2 separate regions of the Homo sapiens genome follow, and region 1 is linked to region 2. Evidence: chromatin contacts called from ENCODE Hi-C or POLR2A ChIA-PET data. All regions are on one chromosome and are shown on one strand. The core of a region is the stretch at or near the end of the contact, and the rest is flanking DNA. Distances in the headings are between cores, read along the strand shown.

Evidence for each region. Hi-C counts contacts between places; a loop is a spot of excess contacts on that map. ChIA-PET counts read pairs that join two places held with the same protein, here RNA polymerase II (POLR2A). Pooled maps may share reads with other maps.
Region 1: a map of naive thymus-derived CD4-positive, alpha-beta T cell shows a loop between it and region 2 (6-fold over the local background). The contact joins the enhancer-like site here to the promoter of OGT in region 2. A Hi-C loop is called at or near these places in 4 of 168 maps with a recorded cell type or tissue (B cell, GM12878 and naive thymus-derived CD4-positive, alpha-beta T cell), 11 of 37 single-sample maps with no recorded cell type and 18 of 50 pooled maps. POLR2A ChIA-PET finds 5 or more read pairs at or near these places in 9 of 52 experiments (CD4-positive, alpha-beta T cell, HEK293, K562 and 5 more).

What each region holds. Positions count from the first base shown.
Region 1 is chrX:71,180,696-71,183,395 of GRCh38, reverse strand. It overlaps LOC107985688 (a long non-coding RNA gene), which reads left to right. Exons shown (of 2, transcript XR_001755878.2): 2 at 1-14. Among named protein-coding and RNA genes, the nearest start is that of NLGN3, 37 kb to the right of the region's middle. RefSeq lists enhancers at 924-1,013, 1,063-1,357, 1,414-1,463. Within about 2 kb of position 1,340, at least 35 of the 41 ENCODE cell types and tissues checked have a DNase peak (open chromatin) inside an H3K27ac peak, as active enhancers do; they include B cell, CD4-positive, alpha-beta T cell and GM12878, where a contact is called at or near this core.
Region 2 is chrX:71,531,843-71,534,542 of GRCh38, reverse strand. It overlaps OGT (O-linked N-acetylglucosamine (GlcNAc) transferase), which reads right to left and starts at 1,439. Exons shown (of 22, transcript NM_181672.3): 1 at 1,207-1,439. The coding sequence starts at 1,243. RefSeq lists enhancers at 865-1,523, 1,349-1,688, 1,189-2,388.

The sequences.
Region 1 (2,700 bases), core at 91-2,590, 350 kb after region 2:
AAGGTGGTCACCTATTTCTTAGCACCTTCTTTGTTTTCCCAATCGGCAAACTCCTGTCCTCTCCTGGAGATCCAAGACCAAAATGCAAAAGCTCCCTCAGAATATGTGCCTGAGTCTGAGAGCACTTTGCAGACTGGGAGGCCCCTGAGTCTCTAGCCTTTGGTATGATACTCAGGCTCCGGGGAATTGATCCTGCACCCATTATTCACAAAGCCCTATACAAGGCAGTGTTAAACTTAGGTCAAACTGCAAGTTTTCAATCACATGCTTTAGCTGTGGGATAAAGAGACACAGCAGAGAAGTGGTGATGGTTGTGTGAGCATCAAAGAGCAAATGAGACTACAAGAAGCAGCCCAAAGGGGGCAAATTTAGCCAGTCTCTTGCCAACTTCTCACTATGGATGTTCTATTGGCTTCATTTGACCCTATCCAGGAAAGCTAGGATTTCTTGTGCAGGTGGAAGTCCATTCATTCGCCTATTTCAGGGGTCTGGGTCCAGAAGAGCTTGTTAGTTCAGTCTCAGCTCCCTACTTTTCTTACTCCCCCTTCCTTTCCCCCTCCTCCTATTAACGACTGAAGGTCTGTTTCCTCTTTAGGGCTGCAATTTTGCATTTGCAGCCCCCGGCAAAACTGTCATACGTGCCCACCGCAGGTGCCCACTGCAGATGCCCGAGACCCAGAGAAATGTTTGTAAACTTTCAACCCTGACTGTACTCCCCCGGACTCCTCCCTCAGTGGGGCCGGCTGTTGGGGCAAGGCAGCTGACCTTTGCTAGGGACTCAGAGCTGCGGGGGTTCTGGAATTGAACTGGAAATTGAGTGGCAAAAGCCCCGCTGTCGTTTCTCCTGCCCCTGCTCCCACCCCGATCTTGTGGACGAGAAAAAGCTCAAAGAACAGTGAGGGGTTAAGCTCCTTATAAGGAAATGAACCTCCTCTTTCCTGTACGGAAATTGTGCTTTTTGCTTCTATATGTTCAAAATACACTGTAAAAAAACGATCCTCGATAGGATTCACCAAATCCACTTCCCTAGGGCGAGGCGGCGGAGGTGGGGGGTGGGCGTCGAGTGGGAGCGAGGAGAGAGAGGACGGGAGGGGCGGGAATCAGGCGAGTGTGTGAAGAATTTGAGGGATGAGTCATCAAAAACAAACTGGGAAAGGGAGCGGAACTAGTAATCCGAGCTGGGAAGCAGACGAACATTCATTAGACGCAGATCGTGTCAATCACGTTTGCTCCGCAAATGACCTGAGAGCCTGCCGGGCCTCTCCGACCGGAAAAAGGGTTTTGGTGGGCGGTCTAAAGATTTTGAAATCGGAAAAGGCAGATTGCTAGCGAGCCGTCAGAGCAGCTTGCCGCAGCTCAGGCGGGCTCCGCAGAAAGATGGCGTTTGCTATCAAGGTCACATGGCCACTTTAGGGGACTAAAACGAAATACTAGCTGAGAACAACAGGAACTGCCAGCACAGGATCAGATTTTCAGAAGCAGTCTCAATTCTAAGTGTCTTTTTCTAATTAGAATCGTAAGCACATTTTTTTGTATTTGTCCGAACACATGTCCTAAGTCATCAAAACTATGTGAAGGGGTGGAGTTTCACTGGGGGTCTTCTCTTTCCGGGAGCCTGAAAAGGATGGGAGGAGGGTGGGGGAAACCCAAGGGCCAGGGTAACCGCAGAACCGGAAAGCAGCACGTGCCAGGACAGAAGGCACCCACTAGGGTCTCTGCACTGAGAGCAGTATGGGAAACCGATTCCACCAGGGACTGTGAAACTCACTAGATCTGTTAGGCTGGTGCAAAAGTAATGGCGGTTTTTGCCGTTAAAGGTAATTGCAAAAACCGCCATTACTTTTGCACCAACCTTCAGGTTCGGGTCTACGCAGCTTTGTCTAACCTCTGACCTCTCATGAGTTGGGAAAGGTTACCCTGGCAAAAAAGGATTTGCTTAGGTGCCCTATACATTGTACCAGATAACTTCCTCTATGATTTTTTTTTTTTTTTTTGAGATGGAGTTTTCACTCTTGTTGCCCAGGCTGGAGTGCAATGGCACGATCTCGGCTCCTTGCAACCTCCGCCTCCCGGGTTCAAGTGATTCTGCTGCCTCAGCCTTCGAAGTAGCTGGGATTACAGGTACCTGCCACCACATCTGGCTAATTTTTTGTACTTTTAGTGGAGATGGGGTTTCACCATGTTGGCCCAGCTGGTCTCGAACTCCTGACCTCAGGTGATCCACCTGCCTCAGCTTCCCAAAGTGCTTGGATTACAGGCGTGAGTCACTGCGCCTGGCCTCCTCTGTGGTTAAGCTTTATTTATTTATTTATTTATTTATTTATTTATTTATTTATTTATTTTGAGATGGAATTTCGCTCTGTCATCCAGGCTGGAGTGCAGTGGTTCAGCTCAGTGCAACTTCCACCTCCCGGGTTCAAGCTATTCTCCAGCCTCAGCCTCCCGAGTAGCTGGGGTTACAGGAGTGTGCCACCATGCCCAGCTAATTTTTGTATTTTAGTAGAGATGGGGTTTATTTTATTTTTATTTAGTAGAGGCAGGGTTTCACCATGTTGGCCAGGCTAGTCTCAAACTCCTGACCTTAGGTGATCTGCCCATCTCGGCCTCCGTAAGTCCTGGGATTACAGGTGTGAGCCATCAGGCCCGGCCAACTATGGTTAAACTTTAGTTGATACAAGATAAGAAATGTGAACACTGTAA
Region 2 (2,700 bases), core at 190-2,689:
TAGCTAAAACCCTCCACACATCTCAACTGAGAAACAACCAAAAAATAACCTCGCGGGAAACCTCAGAAGCGCAGCCCAATTCCCCACCCCCTTCCGCCCAAATCGCCTCAATATGGAAAGGCAGCTGAAGGACACTCCTACAATTTGGTTGTTTTCGTATTTTCAGTACCAAATGCTCGCGACTGAAGTGTCTAAAAGGGCAACCGCCTTGTACTTGTGCAGCTACACTCCAGTTGCTTTACAAACTCTTCAAGCAGGGATGGAAACTTAAAAGAATATTACACCCTGTGAATAAAGAGATACTGGGCTGAAGAATGGGGATGGCAGACCCAGAGGCGGCGGCGGAGGAATACATCGAGAAAGTAACACAAAGCGAGAATTGGGCGGGCAGGGTGGTCAACGCCAAAGCAGCAGCATCGGGGTGGTTTCTCCCCCAAGGATAGGAAGTGAACAGGGCTGGCAACCTCGCGAAGGGAAGGGTGTGGTTCCCCGCGGACAGGGTGGGAAATCCAGGCTGAGGGCAGCGGTGGAATTGGGCGATGGCAAAGGAAACCCCTGGAAATTTCCAATCTAAACCGGGACCGCTCAACCGAAAGAACACCAGAAAGGCACTGCCTAGCAGGGTGCTGCTCAATGTCCCCTCTTCTCGAGGTGACTTGTGGCACCATCGACGAGCTTTTGATCGTCCTCGGGTGATGCAAAGTGAGGATATGATTACATCGGAACGGCACCCCCGCCCTAGATTGGCAGAGAAGGACCAAATCTGGCTAAGGGGAAAAGACTGGGGGGGGAGATGAAGGAGGAGATGGAGGGGAAAAAGGAGAGGCGATGAGCTGGAATTAGGGGAGAAAACCGCTGCAAAGGAGTGAAAGGGCAGGGATTCCAATGCAGTCCATTCCACGACATTCTAAGCGCGCACGTGTGATAAAAGCGCCTGGAGAGAGTGGAATGCTAGAACATTTACGAAATAAAAACAAAGCAAGAAAGGCAGCAAAAAGCAAGCAAGGGAGGAGGAGGAAATGTTCGGGAAGCGGACAACAGCGGAAAACCCGATGTGATCAGATGCCAGTAGACCACGAAAAGCTTAGCAATGTCACTGATGTAATGGGGATGGTTCGAGGGAAGGGAGGGAAGGAGTGATACAAGGTAGAGGACGGCGCGAGACCCCAAGGGGGCATCTGCCAAGGTAGAACGGGACACCGGTACCTGTGCTGTCGGCCACGTTGCCCACGGAAGACGCCATCTGGAGCTTCTCGAGGGAGAGCAAAAAAGAGGTAATTGGTCCTGCTGCCGCCACTACCAGCAAGAACGTATTTGGAGGTAGTAGTACAAGGGCAGCAGCCGTAGCAATGCTCTGGAGGGCTTGAGCGGCGGCAGCAGTTACAGGCTTCAAACCCTGGGAACTCTAATTGACCATCTACCTAGTACGGTCTTGAAATGGCGGCGACGGCTCCTCGGCCGAAACAACATGGGCCGGAACTACTTTCTGTTACAATCAAGTGCCCGCGCGGAGGTAGCCGGTAACCAGCGCCGCCAACAAAATGACTTCAAGCTGCAAAGTCGAGATTCCATGTAGTCCTCCGCGCAGCGCCCATTGCGACAAACACCACGGTGGAGACCGCGCATGCGAGCAGCCCTGTCAACCCGACTCGTGGTTAGGGCACTCTCTGGGGCGGAAGCGGCCAAGTTTCTTAAGAGTGTAGCGGAAGGGTAAAAACAAACACACACGGGACGGATACGTTTTTGCCACCGCGATTAAGAAGAGTGTTTGTTACTTAGCAGGTGGTGTCGTTTTAAACATAAATGCCAAAGGCGTCTAAAAAAGTTTATCAACTGTATTCGTACAAAAACGGATGGTTACGACTCTCACGGATCAATTCTGAGCCAGTCAATTCAGAAGATTGCCTCTCAAAGACAGCTGCTCAAAACGAGGAGCGAGAGGGTTCCGATTTGAGCCCGTCTTCATTGTGACTCGGCCATCGATTTCAGCACTTCGATGAAAAAGACTGAAGCTTTCACAGGGCCAGTTGAATGCAGACACCTTCAATGTTGGCCGTATAGCCTGAAATTTCAAAATCGTTTTGGTATTCAGAATACTCCTGCCCACGGTGATAGGGCAAATGTTTAATAACTCAGGGACATGCTGGGCGTTTGCACTCCGAAGGCAGCCATAAAAATGTTAAAGGTGATTCACGTTCGTCAAAATCCATGACTCTCCTCGAGTTGTGACTTCATTTCCACCAGCTAGCTCTGCACATTGTCACAGTCGGCGATTCCACTGAGCTCAAAGCAGATCAACAATGATAAATGAATTCACTTGCCATCTGCCTAAACCACACGTCTAGATTGAGTCATGAATTGCCTCTACTTCCTTGAACAAATCGGTTCTTACGATCTTCCTGCAGTTTCAAGTCTACTGTTCAGACATTTTGTCACATTGGTATTTATACTTCACCTCTTGTTCTAGAAACGACTTAAGGTAGCTTGCCACATCAGCAAGAAAGTATTACAAGCCACTGGAGGCTACAAGTTGGATCTCTGAGAGCCTTTTTATTTCAAAAAGTCCTTGATCTAAGAAAGCAGGTCAATGAATTTCTTCAAAAAGTTTTTGCTACCTAGCCCCTTCACTACATTTTTTAAAACTAAGTCCTCAAATTCTGCTTAAATTTCTTCAAAACAGTCAACAAACAATTAATTATG